Linked DNA regions of Homo sapiens: regions 1 and 3 are each linked to region 2. Evidence: read pairs that join two places in POLR2A ChIA-PET (ENCODE). Cell type or tissue: CD4-positive, alpha-beta T cell. All regions are shown on one strand.

Region 1 (8,000 bases), 200 kb before region 2:
CAAGCCAGATACAAAAGGGCAAATATTGCATGATTTCATCTATATGAGGTACCTAACAGAGTCAAATCCATAGAGACAGAAAGTAGAATGATGGCTGCCAAGACAGAACGGAGTGTTATCATTCAATGGCTACATAGTTTCCATTTGGGAAGATAAAAGATGGATGATGGTGATGGTTGCCCAGCAATGTGAATGAATATTCTTAATGCCATTGAACTGTACACTTAAAATAATTAAAATAGTAAATGTTATATTATGTATATTTTACCACAATTTTTTAAATTAAAATTAGGGGAAATGGAATGGAGGTGAAGGGTATACTAAATTCACAATACTGTCTGTGTGACTTTCTTTGTAGCTCTAAAATGATTTCCCAAAATAGTTGATTTTTTTTAAGCCACTAATGGAGGACTAGACGTTCACCATAAACAACAACAAGAAAAATATATTTCTGGCCTCCACACTAAACTGTATCAGAATCTCTGGAGTTGGGAGGTGGGCAAGGCACTTTATTTTTAATAAGTTTTAAAATTTAAGAACCACCTTTTCTTCAAGTTATTTCTAATAATTATGTTCTTTCTTCCTACCTCTTTCATCAATAATGGAATGAAATCTGTGTGTGAATTTCCAGGCCACCAATTTTGTAGGTGGATGTTGCTTCATGACTGTGCTCTGGTTAGGCTTCGGGGCTCAGCGAGGACCACTGGGAGTGTATGTAACCCCAGAACTAATGGTGTCGTCAGGCCCCCACCCCTTCCCCAGATCCTCTCTCTGTGGCTCCCACTTTCTTTTCACTTCCACTTCTCTACCTTAGAAAAAAGGCTCCATTCCTGAGAAACTTAGTAACCATGAGTTGATTAGGTCATGCCCAAGCTCATTTCCCTCTCCTTCCTCACCCTCTTTGAATGACCCCTTTCAAAAAGGGTCAGGGTCAGATTTGTAATGGAATACAAGAACAACAAGCAAGAAAATGTGACAAGAGCATTGAGCTTTAAAACCTTATTGTGTCGATGCTACACTCAATAAAAAGGAAAAAACAGTGGTCATGGGCATGTCAGGCTGGGGACTTGGAGGCTAGAAGTGAGTCCTGTTTCCTCCATGAAAGCCACAGCACTTTACTTCTCAGTGACTCAGTTTCCCACTTGTAAAATGGGAGAGGTGGAAGAGAAAGACTCTAAGGGTTTCCCCATCTTTGAAAGAGTGTGATTGAAAAAAATAAGACCATCCTGACCTGAAGTGGCCACTATCCTTAGGAGCAAACTTGCACAATTAGCAGCTCAACGCTCAACATTTCTTTTCTTATCTCTTTTTTTTTTTTCTTTTTTTCTTTGAGACAGGGTTTCACTCTCATCACCCAGACTGGAGTGCAGTGGCATGACCTCGGCTCACTGCAACCTCTGCCTCCTAGGCTCAAGTCATTCTCCTGCCTCAGCCTCCCAAGTAGCTGGGACTACAGGCGTGCACTGTCTTGTCCGGCTAATTTTTGTATTTTTAGCAGAGACAGGGTTTCACAATGTTGGCCAGGCTGGTCTCAAACTCCTATTTCAAGTGATCTACCCGCCTTGGCTTCCCAAAGTGCTGGGATTACAGGCATGAGCCACCGCGCCCAGCCAGCAGCTCAACATTTCTTAATAAAGATGGAACACTAAGATGATTCAAACTAAACTTCTAAATGTAAGAAGATTATATGACTGAGTCAACTTTTCCAACACCTCTAAAAGAGAGGAGTGTTGGGAGGAGAGAGGCACTGGTGGCCTCTGAGAGACCGTGAGGTGACTCTGTTTTCTGATGTGTATGTAAGTGGCTCCTGTCTTATTCTTTATTGAAGAAAAGGAAACTGTGACAGCAACAAGTTTGGTGTTTAGAAGAAGACAAGAATGTGGGGGCTTGCTGATGCCCCCACGCTCTCTTCTCATTTTTCTCCTCACTCGTGATTTCTGGCCAAGCAAACAGTTCCCTGGAGGATGGCATGACCTTGAGTGGGCTGGTCTAGTCTTTGGAGCTTTGGAAGCCGGGATGCTGAAGTTTGGAGATGGTATGCTTGCTGCTCAGGGTTGGAAGCTTAGGTACTTAATAAAGTCTGAAAGCTGTTGTTCCAACAGGGATAACCAGTGCCCCAAAGCCACTCTGAGCAGCACTGAGTTAGCAGCTCCAGCCAGACTAGAAGAAGGGAAGCAGGTCAACTGAGAGCTGACACAGAGAGCCCAAAGCAGGGTGGGAAAAAAGGGGGCAACACAGACAGATTGAGATGAGAGGGCTCCCTTCTGCCAGAATTGCCCTTCCCGCATGAGCCAGGGTTGTCTAGGCACAGCAGCTTCCTTAAGCATCCCTAAATTCACCTTCCTGGGCTCTGGGGTATCAAAATCTTGTAAGCAGTCCCACAGGCCTGCCAGAACTTTGTCATTCCTCCTGCTGCTTTGACTGACTTTGGGAACTGGATGATCCTTCTGCCTGGTTTGTGGACTCTTGATTTTATTCTTGCTGCCACTAAGGCTGCTATAATGGTTGTCGGATTTCCTTGGAACTTGAAGATGGGCAGAGGGTGCTTTCATAGTTACTGACAAGGTAATGTCAGGAGCACTCATTTCCCTGACTCTGGAGATGAAAGCAAACAAAAACAAAAACAATAAGCAGTTTATATTGGGCCAACCATCTGTGGTTAAGGAGAAAGGCCAAGCAATGACTACAGCTTCCCAGCCCAAACAGGCTCCAGGAAAGAGGGCTCAGTTCACAGGCTGGGAATATGGACAGCCAGAGACACTAAGGCCGGTTATGAGCTTTCATGAATCTGAGCTGGAGCCTCATCTGCCTGTTTTGCATTTCAGACAGGAGGAGGCAGTGTGGATGAGACTGTCAGAACTGGCAGCATTTCCCCTTGCAACTCCACAACTTATTTGCTGAGTGACCTTGAGCAAGCTCCTTAACCTCTGAGAGGCTTCAATTCTCTACCTGTGAAACAGAACCAGCAACATTTCATTAAAAGTTAAGGAACCTGGAGCATAATGACATTTCTCTATTAGAGCTTTCTCGGCTTGCCCCTTGGTAATTTTTGCCTTTCAGCACCTTTCTGGAAAGAAATGAAATGAGTAGTGTCTTCTTGTGAATAGGTGTCTTTTATAGAGTTATGGAAAAAATAATTCCCTTGCCCCGGCACCTTTCTTTCGTTGCTAGTTGTGCCACTGACTTGTTGCATATCCTGGATCCAGTCAGTTTTCTTTTCCTTGCCACTAGACCAACACTAGATCTTATAGCAGCCCCCATATACAAATGATTTCCACAGGATCCTCATGCTGCGTGTTCTCAGGCTCCTGATAGTGAGTGTTGAACCATCAGGCCATTCAGAGTTCACTGAATATGACTTTTGCAATAAAGATTAGATCCTAATAATCCCTGCTCACAACACGATTACTAGCTAATCCGTCCCAGTCGAGGGTTTCTTTTCTCCTTTGAGTCACAAGGAATCCTTATTACATGAAAGATGAAAACATGAAATGCCTATCAGAGATATCACCACATGCACCGCCCCCCGAACCAGGCCGTGGGGTCGGTCAACGAGTTCTCCCTGTGGTTTGGATGCTGACACCTGAGTGACTCCCCTCATGAGCTCAGAAGCAGAGAGAGGGAACTGTTTTCAGAGCAGAGAGGTGGCTTAGAGGAAACATGTACAGGACTTGGCAAAGAACCTGACTCCATGTGAATGCTCACTCCGTGTGAAATTGTTCTTATTATAGTGATTTGTGGGGAAGAAATAACCAAGGAGGGAAATAAACAACCACAGTGACAAGATAAAGGAAGAAACCTAGGCCCTAGAAAGGAAAGTTTTCTAGGCTGATTTCTACCCCTGAAATGCACCCATCGACTCTTCTGGAAACTCAACTGTGCCTCCCACCTCTGAGGTCAGCCCCTCCCGGGGCTAACTGCAGCCCAAGCAAGCCCCCGTGGCAGGAGTGTGGCAGGGGCCTTCAGCTCACCCACCTCTGCTCTCTGAACATGGCACAACGAGCCTGTCAGACCACTTGCAGCCCTGCTATTTGATCTTATCGGGCCCTGTCAGGGAGGTGAAGTGCATGCGTCAAGAAGTTCGTGCCTGTTCATCATTGTGGTTGCCCCGAAGTGGAGCAGGCAAGGTAACACTTGAAGCCATTTTTGCAGAGAATTGCACAAACAGCAGCGGGTGTCATAGACTCAGTGGTTCCACTTCGGATCGAGAAAACACCCACAGAATGGTAGAGGCTGCTAAAGAAACACCACAAAACACAGAGCAACATATACTCATGCACACACACCAGAGCAGTGTGAACCAAAGCCCCGGGCAGGAGGACGTGCTGTGTGCCAACAAAAAACAAAAGGGGAGATGCATTATTTGTTTTGGGGTAGAAAGGTTGCGGGACTGAGGCTCTGCTGCAGACAGATGGGCGCTACACTTATTTGTTGGGTGGCAGAAAAGTTGGGGGACTGAGGCTCTGCTGCAGATGGGTGGGCACTGTATGACTTTCTTTGAGGAAGGCACTTCTGAGAGTGAGAAAAAAAAACAACTGATAGTTCTTGGAGCTTGAAACTGAGAGTTTCTACTATGGAGAATTGAAAACAATTTCCTTCTGAGGGAGAAGGTAGATGGAGCAAGGGAAGTCCAAATTAGGCCCCTTTTGGAGGTAATAGATATTTTCAATCTGCTAAGCAGTGAAGCAGGCAGAAACTGACAATTGTTATAATTATTCTTGTATAAAGTAAATAAGATTTTTCTCAAAGGAGAAAGCACCTGTTGATTTGGCTAAGTTAAGCATTAGAAACACCTGAACTTACCGTTACACATTCTTCAATTTGGCAAATGCAATACAAGAGTGAATGAGACAAACCTTGACTTGTTCTCATATAATTTATTATCTAGTAGAAGAAGACATTAAGGAAACAGACACTGAAATATATAATTATGAATTATGATTTGTGTTTTGAAGAGAGTGTTCAGTGTTTATGAGACAGAATATCTGTTTTTACCTAGAAGTTTGATTGTCTATTCAATACGCATTTTAAAAGTAGTTATTCCATGTAAAATTGTAGGGATATACAGGAATTATTGATATATGATCTTTACTTTCCAAGAGCTCAAAACCTTTTAAGGGACTCAGGCACGCTGATAGATAAATAGTAGTATTTAAAAGTAGAAATAAGGCCAGGCGCGGTGGCTCATGCCTGTAATGCCAGCACTTTGGGAGGCTGAGGTGGGTGGATCACCTGAGGTTGGGAGTTTGAGACCAGCCTGACCAACATGAAGAAACCCTGTCTCTACTAAAAATACAAAATTAGCCAGGCGTGGTGGCGCATGCCTGTAATCCCAGCTACTCTCAGGAGGCTGAGGCAGGAGAAACGCTTGAACCAAAGAGGTGGAGGTTGCAGTGAGCCGAGAGTGTGCCATTGCACTCCAGCCTGGGCAACAAGAGCAAAACTCCGTCTCAAAAAAACAAAACAAAACAAAAACAACAACAAATAAAAGTAGAAATGAGAGATTTATCACGAAATTATTCTAAAACCTACATTTTTTCTAGAAAAAATATGAATAGGCTTTGTGCTATATACTTCTTCCAGTTATCCAGATCTGAGCTTTTTAAAAAAAATATAATTAAGCTTAACAAACACGAAAGATATTACTATTCACCTGGTGGAAACCATCCAACTATGGGCATTGCATTTTACAGCAGTGCTTCTGAAGCTTTAATGGATGTGTAATTATCTGTGGAATTTGTTGTTAATAAAATGCAGATTCTGATTCAATCTGTCTGGAGTGGACCCTGGGATTTCACATTTTTTTGTATCAATTTTGCAGATAATGGGATGCTAGTGATCTACAGAGCACAGTTGGAGTAGCAAGGTCTTAAGGAAGAAATCAAATTCTACAATATTATGTTCAATTAGTATTCTTTCACTCAACATAAATTTATTGCATATCAGCTATGGAGTCTGGTTATATGAAGCCTTAATCATCCCTTCCCTTACAAAAGCAATTAGAAAACAAATTTAATTTTTTTTACAAAAGAGTTCTGAACTCCATATTGGCTTGACTCATGGTAGTGTTGTGTTGGATGATATAAATTTGTATTGACATAAATGTATTTGGCAGAGGTTGTTCTGAAACTCAACGCAACTCACAGACACTCTCATGCGAGCAGAGACCATCCCTCTGGAGCAGAGAGCACAATGTGCCTTCTGCCTCCCTCCCCAACTCATCACCTTCCCTCTCAACGTCCTTCTGCCCGGCTGCCCCTCAGGCAGGCGGCCCCAGAGGCCGTGGGCATGCTGCTGTCCCTCCCCACAGTGATACTCATCACCAAAATGAAACCTGACACCAGAATTGTCATCTTACTGAGAAGATGATAAAACTCATTTAACCTTTCCACTCAATAGGCTGATAATTCCCTCTGTCCTGATGAACGTTGGTGAGGTTCACTGAAGAGACTCAAGTTACCAAGGGCATGCTAATGCAAGGGTTATTCTTTCCTTTTCACATTAGGAGTTCACTTCTACCCAATCATTTTCAAACTTCACAGAAATGGAATTTCCATACTCAGATATGAAGAAAGCACCTTGATTTCCTCCACCTTCACATCATGAAGAACATCGAAGCTGGGATGAACGATGAAAGGAGGTAATATTCTAGGCATAGACAAAGCCCTTTCTCCACTGCCTTCAGGCTGTCAGGGAAGTAATTGATGTGTCTCCCAGAGCACAATCGCTTCACACTTTCAACACCTTTTTGTCCTGCTGCGAATTAAACCTGTCACTTTGTCTAATTCTCCATTGGTAAGAAGCATTCACTGCCAGAGACTTGTCAATGGGGGTGTGATTACTTGCACTGATAGCAACTGTAATATTTAATATTCCCCAAATGAGGGACAACCCTGAGAAGACAGAAAAAAAAAAGGCACATTTTGTAGAAGGAGTAGTTGTTCTTCATTGTGTAACTTCAAGGGAATTACTGTCTACACTGTCGGAACTAACTCGATTCAAATCCAAATTTTTTAATAGGAAGAGCTAGCCAGAGATTTGAGAGACAATTTGAGTAAAATGACTCTAGGTGTGTAGTTGTTCATTCAAGATGCTTATGCACACTTTCCATGGGAAGGCACTATTACAGACCCTTTCCATTGTTTAAGGGGAAAATATTTTGAAAAGGGGGAGGATCAGCTAACAGGAGATATAGGGAATATGATATACATAAAGGAGAATATGATGAGGCTGTGGGTGAGGAGGGTTGGACTCTAAATCGAGTTCTACCCTCAGCAGGCTGTGAGAATTTGAGCTCACCCAGTTCCCAATTGCTCCATTTGTTTAATGAGGAGAACTGAATTCTTGGTAAAGCTAATGTTTCACGACTTCGTTTGATTAAAACCTTCCCATCTTCTAAGGAAATTGTATCTCTCCCAATTCTTCATTTTGCAAGTGATTTCTGGTCTGGTACTAAACCACTCAACATAAGAAGACCTGGGGTAATCAGCCGGGCGTGGTGGCACATGCCTGTCATCCCAGCTACTCGGGAGGCTGAGGCAGGAGAATTGCTTGAACCCGGGAAGTGGAGGTTGCAGTGAGCCGAGATCGTGCCACTGCACTCCAGCCTGGGCAGCAAAGAGAGACTCCATCTCAAAAACAAACAAAAAAAGAAGCCCAGGAGAACATGATACGAACTTCACAGTCAATTACTCATCCTACACTACCTAAAAGGCAAGTCTACATATCTCAGTGGGTGTCTACAAAGGGCACACTCTATCTGCTTTAAGAAAATAAAAACAAGATGACCAAGGGTGAAATAAAATTACATTCTCCTATTAATCTTACTATGAATCAGTTTGGATACTTGGGACAGAGCAGCTTGATACAGGCACCCTGATTTAACTCTGTGCCAGTTTTGGTTTCTGAGTTTAACAGGACAGTTGTGGAAAGAATATAGACATAGCAGAGTAGAGTTAAATGTAGATTTAAATGACATGATGCATATAAATGTTTAACTC
Region 2 (8,000 bases):
ATAAATTATGGCAGAGGCAAAGAAGTGTTAACCACAGGGGGCAGCAACTAAACTTATTGATAATCAGATACAACAGAGGAGCCTGTTCTTGAAATTAATTATTTTCCAGGGTGCACTGCCTTCTCCCTAGATCTTTCTATATACTTTCACCTCCAAAATCACTCATCTCTAAGGATAGCTGGCAGTGCCTTATCCTAAAAGAAAGCATCTTTCCCTCTCAAACTACATTTGTTTCAGAAATTCTGTAAGGCCAGACTCTCTTAAGTTGCTTAGCACCAATATTTGTGTCAAAGACAAAAAAAAAAAAAATTACTTCCTATCCTTCTCTTCTTCAAATGCATATAAATGAAAGAGTTGGACAACACCATGTACCAAAGACACAAAGTCACATTTGGGTGTTTGATGCTTTCCTTCCAACGGACCTTTGGTACCAGAAGAAAAATTTATGGCAGATTAGAAACATGGGTAAAGTAAGTAACCTACATGAATAGGGTCGGACGTTTCTCAAAGTTAAGAGGATAATTTCAATTCTCCTCCGATCTCCTTACCCTCAACCCAGAAAAGAGGGGCAAGGCATGTGACAGGGACGCTTGGGGAGGCAAGACCTTATTTGAAAATCTGCCTGAAGGCCAACCCGTTAGACTGCCCGGGGCCCTCCACCCAGCCTCAGTTCTATGGGGGACGTGGAGTCAGGCGATGATGTCCTCTGAGGCAGCGTCCATCTCCCCTTAACATTAAGGAATAAGGCCAGAGGGTTCTCGCTCATTTGGGAAAATAAAAAAAGCAGGAATGGGGCGCTGGAAATTCTATAAGCTTTTCCCCACCACTCACAAAAACACAGCTGTGAAAATAAATACCACCCCCCAAACCAAGGGTCTAGGGCCACCAACAGTCCTCCTCCTCCTCCTCCTCCTCCTTCTCCTCCTCGTCCTCCAGATCCAGCTGCCAACAGCATCCCCCGCTCCTGAAGAAATGCACCGCCCAGAAGGGAACGGCGAAAGGGGGAAGAAGTCCAGGGGACCCCCGGCCTCTGGCCGAGAGCTTGGGTGGGGGCCTCGGCCGTCGCCACTCACCCGGGGAGGGGAAAAGCTCCAGATCGACTTTTTCCGTCTTGATGATGGTGAGAGTCGGCTTGAGATCGACGGCCGCCTTCATGGTGCCAGGAGTGGGGGACGTACGGGATGGTAGCAAGTTTGCAGTTACTGTTGTTTTTCTTTTTAATGAGGATTAGTAACAGGGGGAAGGGGACGGGGGAAATCCGACTTTCTTCCCAAAAATCTCAAATTCCCGCTGCCTTTCTTTCCCCCGCGCCCGGACGGTGCGCGCCCGGCACTCCAGGGGAAGTTGGCACTTTGCGGCGAAGTGAGCGCGCTCGGGTCCCAGCCTCGCCCGCGCCGCGCCCGCTCCTCCTGCCCGGCCCTCGCCCGCTCCCTCCTCTCCGCCGGCGGCTGCCTCGTTCGCTCTCGATCTCCCGGCCGCTCTCCCTCCCTCTCGCCCTCCCGCGCTCTCCCCTCCTCTTTAGGGCGTTTCTCGCGGCGCCGCGTCTCGGCCGCTGGGTCCGCGCGCCCTGGGCCGGGCGATGTCCGCTTGGGGGAGCGAGGGGCGGGGCGTCGGGGCAGGGCGGGGAGCCGGGGGCGGGGCCGAGCACCGCGGCCAATCTCCGCCCGCGGCCCAAAGCGAAAGGAAGGGCTGGCGAGCGCGGGGCCGGGCCGCGACCGCGGAGGAGCAGTGCGTGGAGCCCCGGGCCTCGGAGCCCAGGCAGGGGCGGGAAGGGCCGGGAGCGGGTGTGCAGGCTGGGTGCACAGGCCGCCTCCACCGTTTCGGGAAAGTCCGTCTGATTCTCCACGCATTCTTGAGGGCTTGGTCACCCGCTCTCGCCCCCTCCCAGTAGCAGCATAGTTTTCCAAGTGCGTGTACATCATTCATTCACAAAGACTGACACACAGGACGTGAGGCATGTGGATGAAGGCGAGCGTGCAGGCAGGCGCAGGGGATTCGTGAGCCCGTGTCCTCAAAGGGCTTTAGGAGTATTGGACTCCAGCCGGATCTTGAGTCAGGGCGTGTGTTTCTGAAGGAGGCTTCAGTTTTTCAGAGCCCACCCATGTAATGCTCCTGCGTTGGCAGGGGAGTCCAGAACGGGACCCCAAACTAGAACCCAGCCATGAGCTTCCGTAAGCTTCCAATTTACCTCCAGCAGTGGTTGGGTTGAAGGGGAAGTTATGATTTATTTCTAATTATTCTGTTCCTCTAATTATGTCACCATTGGCCAAAGCTTTGTCTTTCCTTTCACAGACTCTCCTCTTTTAGATAAAACTAACAACCCTCCCACGACCGCCACCAAAAAAGTGATGCAGAGGCTCTGTGGTTTTGAATTTCTGGAGTACATCATTGGCAGCCATGACAGAATCACAATGCACAGTTTCTGTTCCATTTGGGAACCCCCAACACTAGAGATAAAACAAAATGAACCCGAATAATTCATGGTTTGCCACTAATACATTGGTTGTAATAGAGATAGTTTGTCCTAATTAACAAATCAACCAGTACATGTATATATCTAAATACATAGCTAGAACCAGGCACTGAGCTCCATCTTTGATTAACAGAAAGATTAAACATAAATCTTCCTGAGCAATCTCAGAGAAAGCTATTTTTAATGTTTCCTGATTTCTAAGCACATTTGAACTCCCAGCATTTGACTGTAACTGTAACCTCTGCCTCTGGTAAGTTTTGACACACAGGCTTACCTTCATCTAATCCCAGTTTTGTGCCCTTGAAGCCTTAGTAATTTGCAGATTTCCCACAGCAAATCGGGGAGGAAGCCAGGAACAGAAAAATCTGTGGCTCCTGGTCTAAACTCCAGATTAAATCCCTCCTTAGTGACCAGAGGAAAATATTTGTATGTGATAGTCCTAATTTTTGAAAGAACAAAGACTGTTGCAATCCAGCTGTGTTTCCACAAGGTATGAGAAAACAATGCTGGCCTCCAGATGACAAGAACAGACCCTTCTGGTCCTGGGAAAAGCCTAGAGAAACAGCTGATGAATGAATTGTACATTTACACGTCCAAATGAACCACAAAAAAAAAAAGGTTCTTGAATCAATTCTGCCTTACTCACTATGAATTCATCAGGAGAAGAAGTGAACAAATCTAGAGTTGCTTTGGGGAATTTTGTTTTGTTGATGTTGTATTGAGAAAATGTTGGCATTTTTTAATCCAAGTGTGAGTACTTCTCTATTTTCAAATGCAGATTCCTCAGAGCAACTCCTTTCTCTCTTCCCCAGTTTGCTCCTCAACTTTCTTCCCCAGACTAGCCTAAACACTGCTGCTAACATCCACCCAAATTAGATACTAAAAAAGCCCACCATGATTAAACTGTAAACACTTTCCACTCTAGCAATGAGGAAAATTATTCTTTCTAATTCTTCCATAGTGACAACTCAGATAGTCAATCATCCGTTTCCTAATCCAGTCCTGAAGCACAGAAACAAAATGAGTGAATGTCCAAATCAAGGAATAGGGTTGCGTAAAGCAGCAGTTTGGAGAGATAGCCAGGCGCCACCACAGGCTGCCAGGAAAGTTACCTCCAGATGATATTAATTATGAATATTTATGCCATCAGAAGTTATGCATCGAACCCTGGATTTGGATGAAGAGCACTAATAAGGTCATGTTAAAATATTTTTTACATATTTAAGATATAATAATCTGATCAGGTCTGCCAGGGTCATGTTTCATTAATCTAATCAATGTTGATAAATGAAATTTTTATTCATTCTCTTTAGGACACAAGTAGATTTTTCTAAATGTTCATATGGACTTTAAATGATATTTCTATGTTATCATACGCTAAAACATTGATGCCTAGCCTAGTGCCTAAGACATTACAGAGCTCAATAAATATGTGTTGAATGATGAACTATCAACTTTTTGGTCACTATGGGCTTCCTAATTCAATGATTAAGTGAGTTTGATATGCTCTGGCTTGTGAAGATGAACTAAAAAGTGTCAGAGGCTGTGCCCTTTTCCCTTCATAGTAGAGCAGAACCTCTATCCCCAGCACTCACGTCCACTCGGTTACATGTATGCCTCAGTGTCCCCACCAGCCAAACAACAGCAGCCAAGCGTTGCCTTTCATCCACTTGGGCAAGATACTTCAATACCATATCTGGTTTTTAAGGCACTCAGGAAAAAAAAAAATCAATCAAATAAATACTTCTGTGCTTGTGCTTGTACTGCAGCAGTCTGTTCCTCCTGCATTTGGGAAAAAACAGAATTGTATTTTTAAGCATTCCTTAGACTTCGGCTAATTATATCCTACCAAGTGCTGAATTGCCTTACACTAGGAACGTGAAGTCAATAAGGGCCAAGAAAAGTCCGCAGGAGTTGGGGAACAGAAGAGTGGAGCTAGACAATAATATTAAGAAAATAGTCACCTTCATACAGGAATTCCTCAAGCACATGGAGTATGTAAAAAGCATACTTTCTTTTTTATTTATACTCCTCCCTCAACTCCACCCCAACTTCAATAAAAAAGAAATATAAATATACACTTAATGTTGAACAATCATGGAAGACAGACTTTCCCTCTCCAGAAGTGTCCTAGCATGTTATCTACTCCTGAGTCTTGAACTTCAACAAAACAAAGAATCTCTGAGTTTTGAGCTAAAATATGCTTTACTGAAGGTAGGTACAAAAACATTCAGACCACTAACGGCTGATCCAGAACCAGTTTATGACTCACAGATGTTGATTTACTGGTATAAATGTAAGATTTAGAAAAAAAAAAAAAAAAAAAAAAGCCCTCAATTAACAACAACCTGTCTGAGCTGCATTTGTGGTCTCATTTTTCTCTGAGAAAAGGCAACAGTCTCTGTCATACACAGAAACAAGCTTTGAAAGCTTACTTCTAAGGCAAGTGGTTTCTATGTGAGAAGTTTAGTCATTAAAAGTCACACTAGGGAAGAAAAATGCCTGGCACTTCAATATCTACATTATCAAGCAGCAATAAAATGGAAAATTAGAGATAGGAAGGAAAATTAAAATAACTCTCTTAATTAAACTTGGATGCCAAAAAGCCTTAGGGTCAGTTAAGGGACCCAAGCCAGGGGACTCAGATGGTACTGTTGCTGACTGCAGGCTGGCTCTGTGACCTCACCAAAGCCACTTAACCTTTTTGTGTCACAACCTCATCTCTGTTTCAGGGAATAAAATCAGCCCTAGCTCTCCCTAGAATGGAACACAGACTCATTGGCTATTGTTTAGAAGGCACAATAAACAATGAGGGTAGGAGGAGCTGCAGTCAGGAGGGAAGAAGGGAGGGTGGGGTGGGGTTGGGGGAGAGGGGAGGACTTGGGAGCCTGTTTGCCCTGGAAAGCTCAATATAAGAAAACAAAGAGGATAGTAGTGTGGGCTTTGGAATAAGACTCAGGTTCAAATTCTTACTCTACCAACTAGCCAGCTGAATTGCCACAGGTAAGTCATTTAAACAATCCCGAACCTCAGTTCCTCCATGTTTCAACTAGGGATAATAGCAGCACACACCTTTTAAGGCTATTTGAATGATTAAATGAGATAATGTATGCAAAGAATTTAGCACAGTGTCTAGGTGAGAATTAGTATTTGATTATTGTTATTAAGATCTAGTATACGGTAGAATATGTGGGAAATCACATTAAATGTCTGTCTACAGCCATCTCTTTGCAGAATAGCTTGGATGCTCAATTTTCCTGAACGATCTCCAGCGAGAGATAGAACAACTATCACCACATTTCATTTAAAAATCTCTTCAAGACCCTTCCTCAGTTCTTAAACTGGCAACCTGCCCAGCATCAGCCTCACTTGAGAAATTCGAGAACTACCTGATTGGAGAAGAGAACTAGATTTATATTTGTTTTGAGTCACAGAAAAGTGACAGTTTAAATTCTGAAAGAAGATCACATTTGTAGTGCCTCTTTGGAGACAAAACCTTAGGTCTTGGATTTGTCACATGTTAGAGCTCAATGGGAGTTTATCAGTGCTCTCCAAGTCCAGCACTCCTATTTACCAGAGGTGAAAAATGAGTGTGAGTGAGGAAATTATTATTTCCAGGGCCACACAATCTAAAAAAGTCAGTGTCAGTACTAGAACCAGATGCCCTGATAGCAGTTCTCTCCCTGGCATCTCCTTGCATTTACTTTGCATTTCACTTTGGCAGGAGAAGTACCAGACACCCTTGAGACACAAGACAGGATACAATGGACATGGGAGTAGATAGATGAGCAGACTCAATTTCTAGAAATCCAACTTCTCTACACTGGATGTATTGTCTTTGGGCAAATACATTGCAGGATAACCACACTATGGTTCCCTGTGGGAGACAGCTTGGCATGGGCTGTCAGGAGAGAAAGGGCCTGGGTTGGCTCTATTGCTGTCTGCAGTTTCTTTAGACTATAATTATGAACCATTCAACTGCATCTGCAGCCCCAACAATGTGGGGTGGATTGGCCTAATCCACAGACCAAGCGACATTTTAAAATCCAGCAGTTTAGACACGTATTCCTCTTGCAGCAAATCAAACATGGCTCAGACAGGAAGAGGTAAGGAGCTGCCCAAGGTTAGAGGGTTCTGAGGTCTCATCCACACTCAGTGTTGTGTGCTTCCCTGAAGCAGGCTGAGCATGTTGCCTGGAATTGCTGCAAATGCAGAATGCAGGCTACTCTGTGAGCCTTTGGGGATCATGTAATTGGGATTCCAATTTAAATTGTCCTGAATTGGACTCTTGAGGAGGTAGAGGGATAATGGCAATAGCACAGATGGCAAGAGAACCAACATCCTTTAATAATATGAGAGAAGAGGACAGCCAGTCTCCTAGAAGCTCTGCATCCCAGGGCTACAGGATTTCACCCACTGTCCAAGGCTGCAGGTGGTTTCATCCTGGTGGAAGGCTAAGGCCTTCCTCTGATCTTACTCTGCTTTTCTCTTGGGTTACAAAGACAACATCAAACTTCAAAACAGATGTTCTCTGCAGTTGTGGTTTGAATCTTACATTAAGACAATTTCACTGTGGAATCTTTTCCCCTCTCCCCACTACTTTCATTTAAAATGCCAAATCAATTGCCCCAAAAGACTAACATTTACCACCCCAGAGATCAAGAAGCAGAGATAAGTGGAGCACAAAAAGGAGAAATAGCCCTGAAAGGAAAAGGGACGGTGGTACAGGAGGAAGTAGTGGAAGGGAAGTCCTCTGAGAACAATGGAAGTGTAAGTCGAGGACAGAGAAGGGGAGGAGATGAGGAGGTAGAGTCACAGTGATTTTATGTTCTTGTCGTTCTGGGACTTCAGTCCCCAAGATTTCAAAATGCAGTTAAGACCTAGTAAAGTATCCCATACTTTAATTAATTGTCTTGCATGGCCAACAGTCATGGAACTACAGAAAACAGATCAATGGGAGGTCCTCATGCTGGAAGAGATGCAAAGGATCCAGGATAGAATGGAGGTGAAAGGATCTCAGGAGGTCACAGAAGACACAAGGGAAGGTCAAGCTGACAATCTAGGCAGAATATAGAGTGTGTTTCTCAGTCTTTTCCTCACATGGACATTTGCAGTACACAAAGAATTTCCCTCACAGAAGCTGTCACCCCACCCCTGCAAGTTGCCACTTTTCTGCTCAGCTCAAGAGCACACTCCTAGTACATATTTGAATATGCGTGTCAGTCTCCTACACTCTTTAAAGGCAGCAACTGAGGTTCAGTCATTATTACACTCCATGGTGTTTAGCTCAAGGTAGTAAGAGCCCCATAAATTATGTTCATTATTTAATTAATGAACAGTTAACTTCCTAACATCCCCGTAACATTTTTACAGAAAAATGAAGCTCAGATACCAGTTTTGTTTTGCCTAGTTCGGTCTGAAGTGAGACTCAAATTTGCCCAAAGTTTAAGATTAAAGATCCAACCAACTGACTCATTTCTAACTAAAAAGGTCTTCGTAAAGTTTTATTCTGTTCCTCCCATTCCTC
Region 3 (8,000 bases), 100 kb before region 2:
TTCATTTATCATTGTGAAAAATCATGTTACCAGTGGAAGTACCACTTTTGGTATTTGAATACCCATTGCAATACACCCATCAGATGTGGGACTATCATCTCAAATATTTCCTCCGTAACGGATTTTCCAGAAAAACCTTTTCTCCAGATGTGTTCAAACCCTAGTCTATCCTGCTTCCATAAACACTAAATACAACCTCAATTACACTTATCAACTTGGTTTATAATTTTTGTTTATATATTCATGTCTCAGCTTTTAAACTGAGAACAACTTAAGAGCAAGGACTATGCCCTATTTATTCTTATATCTTTAGAATCTTAGACAGTACCCAATATATAGAAGGTATTTTATAAGTGTTTAGTGAATCCATTCATTCATTCTTGCTTTCATTTTATAAAAAATATTTATTTTGCACTTACTATGTACAAAACACAGTGCTAGATGATAAAAATATTGCAGTGAGCAAATCAGATATGGATATTAATCTTATGGAGCTTAAACTTTAATCAGGAAGAAAAAAAGCATCAGTTACCAATTTTTAGCTTCTATAGAATTATCCTAAATGCCACAATTAATAAGTACAAGATGTCCTTTTCGGGTATGAATGAAGAAATGAGGCCTAGGCTGGAAGAGAAATAGAAAGCGATATTTAAGTGTATCAGGTATCTATTGCTTCATAGTAAGTAGACCTCAAAGTGGCTTAAAATAACAACGATTTAATTATCATTTACAAGTCTGTGGATCAATTAAGAGGTTCTGCTGATCCAACCCCAGCTCTAATCTCAGCTGTGCTTCCTTATGAGTTTATGGTCAGCTGGGAGTTGGCTGGTCTGGGACAGCCTCAGTCAGGATCCTCCAGCAGACTAGCCTGGGCTTTCTGGGTAATGGTGGGGTTCAAAGAGAGTAAGCCCAGGCCTGCAAAGCCTTCTGAGACTCAGAATTGGCACAGTCACCACTCTGCAGCATTTCATTGACCAAGGCAAGTCACAAGGCCAGCCCAGATTCACAGGGTAGGAAAAGAGACTTCACCCCTCGGCCATGGAAGGAGCTGCAAAGTCACATTTTAAAGAGGGTAAGAGTGTAGACACAGGAAGGGGTGGCCATTGTTGTAATCAGCAGCACCAAGTTAAGGCGTAAAGAAGGGATAGGAGTCAACCAAACAGTTAGCTGAAGAGAACTGTGGTCAGCATGTCAAGGCCCTGAGGCAAGAAATAGCATGCAGTCGTCCAGAAGGCTAAGAAAGCCAGAGCGGCAGCATGCTGAGAGTGAGGGGTGAGTTGTACAAAATGAGGCTGGTAAGAAGGAAAGGGTCAGATGTTGCAGAGCCATGTAGTGTGGGCCTTGTTGCGATTTTCATCCTTTATCTGAAGAAATGTTTTAAGCAGGAGAGGGAGATGATTAGTTATTTAAATTTTCTCCAGTGATACCAATGTGCAACCAAGGTTGAAACTCTCTGTGTAAAAGAAAGGCACAACTTAGGAAGTTGTTATTACTTGTTATCCAGGTGAAAGACGACAGTAGCTTGAATGAGTGTAGTTACTTAGTGAATGAATGAATAAATAAAATTAAACTCCAAGGGAGAGATTTAGGATCCACAGGAAGACTGCCTTGTTTCAAATCACAGCTCCAGCACCCACTAGCTGTACTTGCTGGGGAAACCTCAGTACATTCTTTCATCCCTTTGTGCCACAGAGCCTTCTTTCCCAAAACGGAGATAGCAATAATACCTACCTTAGCAGTGCATTATAAAAACTAATGCATTAATGCTCATAGAGCAGTTATCATCATGCCAGGCAAATGATAGGCACTCCATAAACGTTAACTACTGTGATTGTTGTTAAAAGGATGATGTCTGAGGCAGTACAGTATCTCATGCAGAAAAGCTCTCATCCCAAAATGAATCTCTATTCTAATCCCAACTATACCCTGTAGCTCTGACTGTGCTCATGTGGTTGCAATTAAGCCAAAGCCCAAGGTGGGACCAGATACTGTCCATTTCATCTCGGCTTGTCATCCATCCTCCTCAGGTCTGCCTGGTGCTCTGACATCTGGCTTCCACTCATCTGGGGGAGGACAGGGAGAAGCCAGACAGCCATGAATCCTGCTGTCTGCTCACAAATTCGCAGTCTAGGGAGGGCTAGGGGGAGTTGCTGTCAGGGGATATGTGTAGCTCAGTAGCAGAGGCTGATGCCCTTGGGCTGTGCCAGGACTGGGGGTCAACTAAAATCCTTCCGGAGACTGCAGAACCCAGTCGTGGCCTGGCTTTCCCTAAAAACTCCCCAGCGACTAAAGGTGAAACACCTTAGAAGCAAGGAGGGCCATCGGAGCCTGAACCTGAGCTGTTTCCATGTGTGCGTACAGCCTTGTGGGAACAGAGGGAGAGCTCCGTTCTCAAGAAAGGCCATCATACGTAATGAACTGTTTTGACCAAATTACATACTTAAAATATGGCCTAGAACAAAGGCAGAACACTAATGAATCAGAGTGGTGAGGGTCTTTGAGTGGTAGAATTAGAAATGCTTTTACTTTTTTCTTTTTTGCCTTTTTGATAATAAGCATACCATTTTAACAATCAAAACAGTGGAAATTTACAAATGAAACTCTAAGTATGTCAGGGAGTTCCCCTCATTCTTAGCCCGTGAGTTGCTTCTTATAACCCTATAGTTTAATTCCAGAGAAAAAAGGTTTCAAGTAGAGCCAATCTCAGTTTACTTCACTTAGGGAGATTAGACACATACGTGACCCCAGCCAAGCCACCACAAAAACGCCCCCAGCTCTTGCCCCATATCTCCTACACGTCAGCTCTGGCCACTTAAAATTTCTCTTGCCTATTGCTTAGGACAATTGGCCAAGATCTCACTGGTGATGTAAAAGTTGAGTTGAATCTTAGATGAGACACAGAGTGCTACTTACTACATATAAAGTACTTAGCATAGTTCCTGACTAAAGAGAGATTTGAAGAAATGTTATTAGCAGGATTTCAGTCTTTCTCGCCAGAACACACTTGATGTTGACTGAGATCCCTGAGCTCTGGTCCTCTGCCTGATGTGAAACATAAACAAAATTAAAAGGAAGTCAGATAATAAAAACAGACCCTTGCTAGAATGTCCCTTGTTGAAGTCACCTAGGTGCTATTGGTAGATACAAAGTGTTTTATGAGCGATGCTGGTAAGAGCTCTTTTCCAAGTTATCTCCCCAGGCACCTCTGCCTGAAATTGGTGGTGGTTACAAGCAGAGTTTTGAAGAAAGACCTGGGTCTGGACCCTCTCTCCCCTGCTTACAGTTGTGGGATTCCAAAAAAGCTACTGTCTCTGTTTCTTATCTGGCGCTGGGGCAATGACTCCTGCCTTACACAGCCATTGTGTGAATACTAATCCATGATGTCATACCGCACATGCCCAAGAGCAGGCAGGAGGCCCTCTCCCTCACTTCTTCCAGGCTCTGATGGAATGGCAGCTTAGTAACAGCCTTGCTGTAGTCACCCCGTATTCAGCAGAGGCTCTCCTCCAGCCCAACACATATGCACAAAGGCTCTCCCCAGCCTCCTGCCCTGCTTCACCATTCCCCAGTGTCTTTATCTCCACCTGAAGTTTCACATGTACTTGTCTGTCTCTCCGAAGAATTTAAGTGCCACGAGGGCACGGTGGTTTATTCACCTCTTTAATAGTAGCTGGCATGCAGTAGGCACTCTGTAGGCATTTGGAATTAATGAATAAGTAAATACCTGGATTAATTAACTAGTATTTCAAGGGAGAGTGGGATCCTTGGGAAAGAAGGATAGATTACACCACAGTTTGCTATAGAAGGATGCCTAAGATTGGTCTTTGTCAGTTAATTACTCACTGATATAACATTGGCTAGTCAGTTGCTCTTGAGCCTCAGTTTTCCATATCTAAAAAAGAGACAATGTCACTTACCATACTTACCTCAAACAGCTAGATGGAGGATAAATCTCAAACATGGGAATAAGTCTGCTTTGAACACTGTAACTCACCATGTAAAAATGAGAATTTGGATTTTTTTAAGAAACTTAGCAGTTAATTTCCTGGGTAATATCCTAATAGAGAAATGTCCCACGTGGTATGGGACAAAGGAGAATGCCTCATTTGGATCCACATCTGATTTTAAACCTTGCTGCATCAACCTGACCCACCCAACACAACTTCACTCCCTTGGTCCCAGATTGGCAGGCACACAAGCCCTGAGGACAGTATGGCTTCAGGTCTCCCATCCGCCCTGTCAAGCAAGACGCGCAGCTTGGCACAGCCAGCCCTGTAGCCAGCCCAGGCCTCGTAATGGGATACAGAGCTCGTCGCTAGGTGCAGCAGAGTTTGCATCAGGCGTTGTCACTGTCTGGTGGTTGCCTGGTGACCCTAATGGAAAATGAGTGGAGGCAGCCCCTACCACAGAAACCACTCCCTCAGCTGGCAGGCTTGTCGGAAAGCCCAGTGCCATGGGAGGGGGAGGGGCTGCCACAGAGGAGCTGTCACCCAGGCGCCCTGTGTAGGTGGTGGCAGGGACGGGGAGAGAAGGGCGCAGAGCCACAGGAGGGCTCAGCAGTGGTGTCTGCTCTCCCTTCTGCATGAATTGTTGCTCATAAAAGATGGGTGAGCCCAGCACAGTAACTAATGCTTATCCCCAGGCCCAAATTTAGGTAAAAGCACACAAAAAGTCTCATCAGTGGTCAATGCTCCACAGCTCCAAACACAGGAAGGTGCATTCTCAAGCTGTTATGAGAAGCTCACTCAAGCTGATGGTATTGACAGCCACAGCCCCCATGCAGGGAAGGCTGGACCCGACACCTGCCCACGAGAAGCAGCATACCTGGGACTGGAGGGACTTCCTGGCCTATAAGAAGAACACTAAGAGGGGAGGAGGACTCGGGCTGATTGGGAAAACAGATGGTGAGCTCCATCCGTGGGAAAATAAATGACAGCGTGCATTTAAGAGGTTGAGCCCCAGAGCCAAGCCTGCTGAAATGCCAGCTTATCAAAAGCACAGGAGCACTGTGTGCTAGACGCTCTATCATACTCTCTTCCATCCTGGTTTCTCTTAATCCCAAGATAATGTCTGTAGGCATTGGAAAGTCTTGCTTGAGAGACGAAGAAATGTAGGCTCAGAGAGGTTGAACAGTTTGTCTGAGGTCACACAGCTACTCAATCACAGGATTTAACACAGGCTTTTCTGCTTTCAAGTCTAACATTCCTTCTCCTAACATCGTGGGAGAAAGTGATTTTCCACCAGCATACCAACTGTCTTTCTCTCCTCTATTCCCTTTCCCGAATATCTGGCAAGTAACATTCCCCAATTCAATATTATCTTTTTATGATCTTGAGAAATCAAGAATTAAGTTCATTGATTTATTTGTTTGTTTATTCATTTATCCATCCAAAAACCTATTTATTGAGTAGCTACCAATTCCAGGCACCAAGCTAGGTGCTAGGGAGTCCACAGTGAACAGATGTGGTCCCAGTCCTCAAGGAAATTGGAAGATATTTATTTAGCCCTCTAAAAGATAGTTTACAGAATTGTGAAGCAGCTTAGCACAAAAGATATACCAATTACCCACCTTTGTACTGTGTCTCCCCATCACTATTCCTCCTGTGTTTAGAAAGAAACACGATCTCCATTTTATTCCATTCTCCTCTATTCAAATCACTTCCTAAGCAGCATGTCAGTGACATTTCCAATCCTGCTAGTGATTAGTGTCTGTCCAATGAAATGGTGATGAGGTTATAAAAAGTAACAAATAACTAATATTGTGTAAATACTGTGTGTGTCTATATATATATAGACACACATATATATATACATATATATACATATATATATATAGACACACACACATATATATATATATGCCGAAGGTCATTCAATGAATTTGTTACCGTCACTACATAATGGGTTGAGTGCAACGAAGAATGGCTGAGGCTGCAGCTGAGCTCAGTCTCATTCATGAGAGCCTGAGTCCTGGAGGCCCTGCCAGGAGTTGGGCCCTCCCTGTCTGCCTCCAGGCCTCAGTTTGGAGCGGTCCTCAGGTTTCTGGGTGCTTCACTTCATTTGTACTTGGCCGAAGACAGTTTCCTGTTTCTAAGAAAAGACTGCTTGGATGTCTTTTGAGGGCCTTTGGACAGCAAATCCTGCTGGCCTGGGAGGGGCCGAGGGGCAGCACCAGGGGGAAGGGAAGCCACCAGGGAGGGCTTGTTCTCATTAACCCCTTCCAGCCCGAAGGTGTCCTGGAACTCACAGAGTGAGGCGATTGCAAACGTTTGTCAGATTGGATGAAAAATGAAGACAAGTTTATGCTTGGGCCAAATATGCCTGAATTATTTGAAGAACATCTGGATTTGCTTAGCCTAAATGAAAAGATCTTACATGACAAGGACTACAGAAAGGGACCTGTGCGTCCAGCACCTTGGAGCATCCGGAGAGACCCTGCCCTTTCTCTGTCTCCCGCTACAGCTCTCTCCAACTCTGCCTTTTCCTTCCAGCTTGGAGTCCCACAAATGGCTTTTCCAGTGATATCACACGCTGTTGCCATGGAGGCAGCTGTTATGGCCAAACAAAACTGTGTGACCTTCACCCTATGGCTTGCAACCTGTGGCAGAACATGGAAGGGAGTCACTCTGTGACCACAGGCCTCAGTGGAGCTCTCTGGGTACAAATACAAATGGAACTGCTGGGACACACTGTGGTGGGAACGGAGACCCTGTGACGGAGCTGGGAAACGCTTGGGAGGGTGGAGCAGCGCAGCCTCCTGCGGCGACAAGGCCATCCAGACCCTGATGTGAACAGCAGCTGCCTCTCCTCTGCCACTGCCAGTCCAGCCCCACCCACGCTGGACTCTGCTCCCCTCTCATCCAGCTCTCTCCAAGCCTTGGTGAGCCACAATTAACAGCAATGCTGGCAGTGGCTTACACAAGCTTTTGATGGGAGAAACGCTATGCTGAAGGTTATGAAAGCAGGTTCTGGAACCCTAGCCACCTGGGTTCTAATCTGGGTTCCACGACTCAACAGCAGTGTGGCTTTACAAAAGCCACTCGGGATCCCTAAAGCCTCAGTGTCCCAATGTAAGACACGTCAGCCCTTGCAGGGTTATGATCATCCATTGAGATCATGTAGGTGGAATCCTCCTAACAGATCTTTCTGTGTTCACTCTTGCCAAAAAATGAATCTGATCATGTTGCTGCCCCATTGAAACCCTCCAACAGTTTCCCACCACCAGGAATAAGATCCTAACCATGGTCCACAAGCCACACCCGCTGGCGGCCCATAAAACTCAACTCATGGCTGGGCGGGGTGGCTCATGCCTGTAATCCCAGCACTTTGAAAGGCCAGGGCGGGCAGATCACAAGGTCAGGAGATCAAGGCCATCCTAGCTAACATGGTGAAACTCTGTCTCTACTAAAAATACAAAAAATTAGCCAGGAGTGGTGGCGCACGCCTGTAGTCTCAGCTACTCAGGAGGCTGAGGCAGGAGAATCGCTTGAACTCAGGAGGCAGAGGTTGCAGTGAACTGAGATCACGCCATTGCACTCCAGCCTGGGCGACAGAGCAAGACTCCGTCTCAAAAACAAACAAACAAACAAACAAAAACAAAAACTCAACTCATGCCCTGGTCCACTGGTGGATCTGCTCTGACCACCCACCCTGCCAGGCCCTCTCTCTGCCTTCCAGTGTGCTCTGTGCAGGAGTGTCAGCCTGCTCTTCTCTTCTCAGGGAGACCCCCACCCCCTATTGTCAAGTCTTCTGTCTCAGCACAAGTCACCTCCTCAGCAGGGAACCATGAATCTAAAGCTGCTGTGTTCCCCACCCCGGGACTCTCTAGCCCATTTTCTGTGTAGTATTCTTTTTTCCTTTCTTTCTTTTTTATTATACTTTAAGTTCTAGGGTACATGTGCACAACATGCAGGTTTCTTACATATGTATACATGTGCCATATTGGTTTGCTGCACCCATGAACTCGTCATTTACATTAGGTATTTCTCCTAATGCTATCC

What was found. Peaks named below come from ENCODE experiments on the same cell type or tissue, not always from the same donor. Only the 100,000 strongest peaks of a DNase experiment are listed, where the experiment ranks them.
Region 1: POLR2A ChIA-PET joins it to region 2 with 11 read pairs; 8 of 35 experiments call an interaction of 5 or more read pairs at or near these places.
Region 3: POLR2A ChIA-PET joins it to region 2 with 13 read pairs; 6 of 35 experiments call an interaction of 5 or more read pairs at or near these places.

The regions. Positions count from the first base shown.
Region 1 is chr11:128,320,737-128,328,736 of GRCh38, forward strand. The region is part of intron 1 of LOC124902787 (a long non-coding RNA gene); the gene reads right to left. Among named protein-coding and RNA genes, the nearest start is that of LINC02098, 120 kb to the left of the region's middle. RefSeq lists an enhancer at 3,488-4,622. In CD4-positive, alpha-beta T cell, CTCF peaks have their summits at 2,838, 3,038 and 3,239; DNase peaks (open chromatin) are centred at 2,845 and 4,095; H3K4me3 peaks cover 474 bases; H3K27ac peaks cover 4,934 bases.
Region 2 is chr11:128,520,840-128,528,839 of GRCh38, forward strand. The region is part of intron 3 of ETS1 (ETS proto-oncogene 1, transcription factor); the gene reads right to left. It overlaps MIR6090 (microRNA 6090), which reads left to right and starts at 1,551; the gene lies at 1,551-1,610. ETS1-AS1 (ETS1 antisense RNA 1) reads left to right here and starts at 5,303. Exons shown (of 4, transcript NR_120581.1): 1 at 5,303-5,476; 2 at 5,694-6,579. RefSeq lists cis regulatory regions at 1,221-2,629, 1,221-1,881 and a silencer at 1,276-1,965. In CD4-positive, alpha-beta T cell, a CTCF peak has its summit at 109; DNase peaks (open chromatin) are centred at 32, 1,602, 2,372, 4,782 and 2 weaker places; H3K4me3 peaks cover 4,032 bases; H3K27ac peaks cover 6,337 bases.
Region 3 is chr11:128,418,392-128,426,391 of GRCh38, forward strand. The region is part of intron 1 of LOC124902789 (a long non-coding RNA gene); the gene reads left to right. Among named protein-coding and RNA genes, the nearest start is that of MIR6090, 100 kb to the right of the region's middle. RefSeq lists enhancers at 3,936-4,436, 6,443-6,737. In CD4-positive, alpha-beta T cell, no CTCF peak of the experiment used is centred here; a DNase peak (open chromatin) is centred at 4,410; H3K4me3 peaks cover 734 bases; H3K27ac peaks cover 982 bases.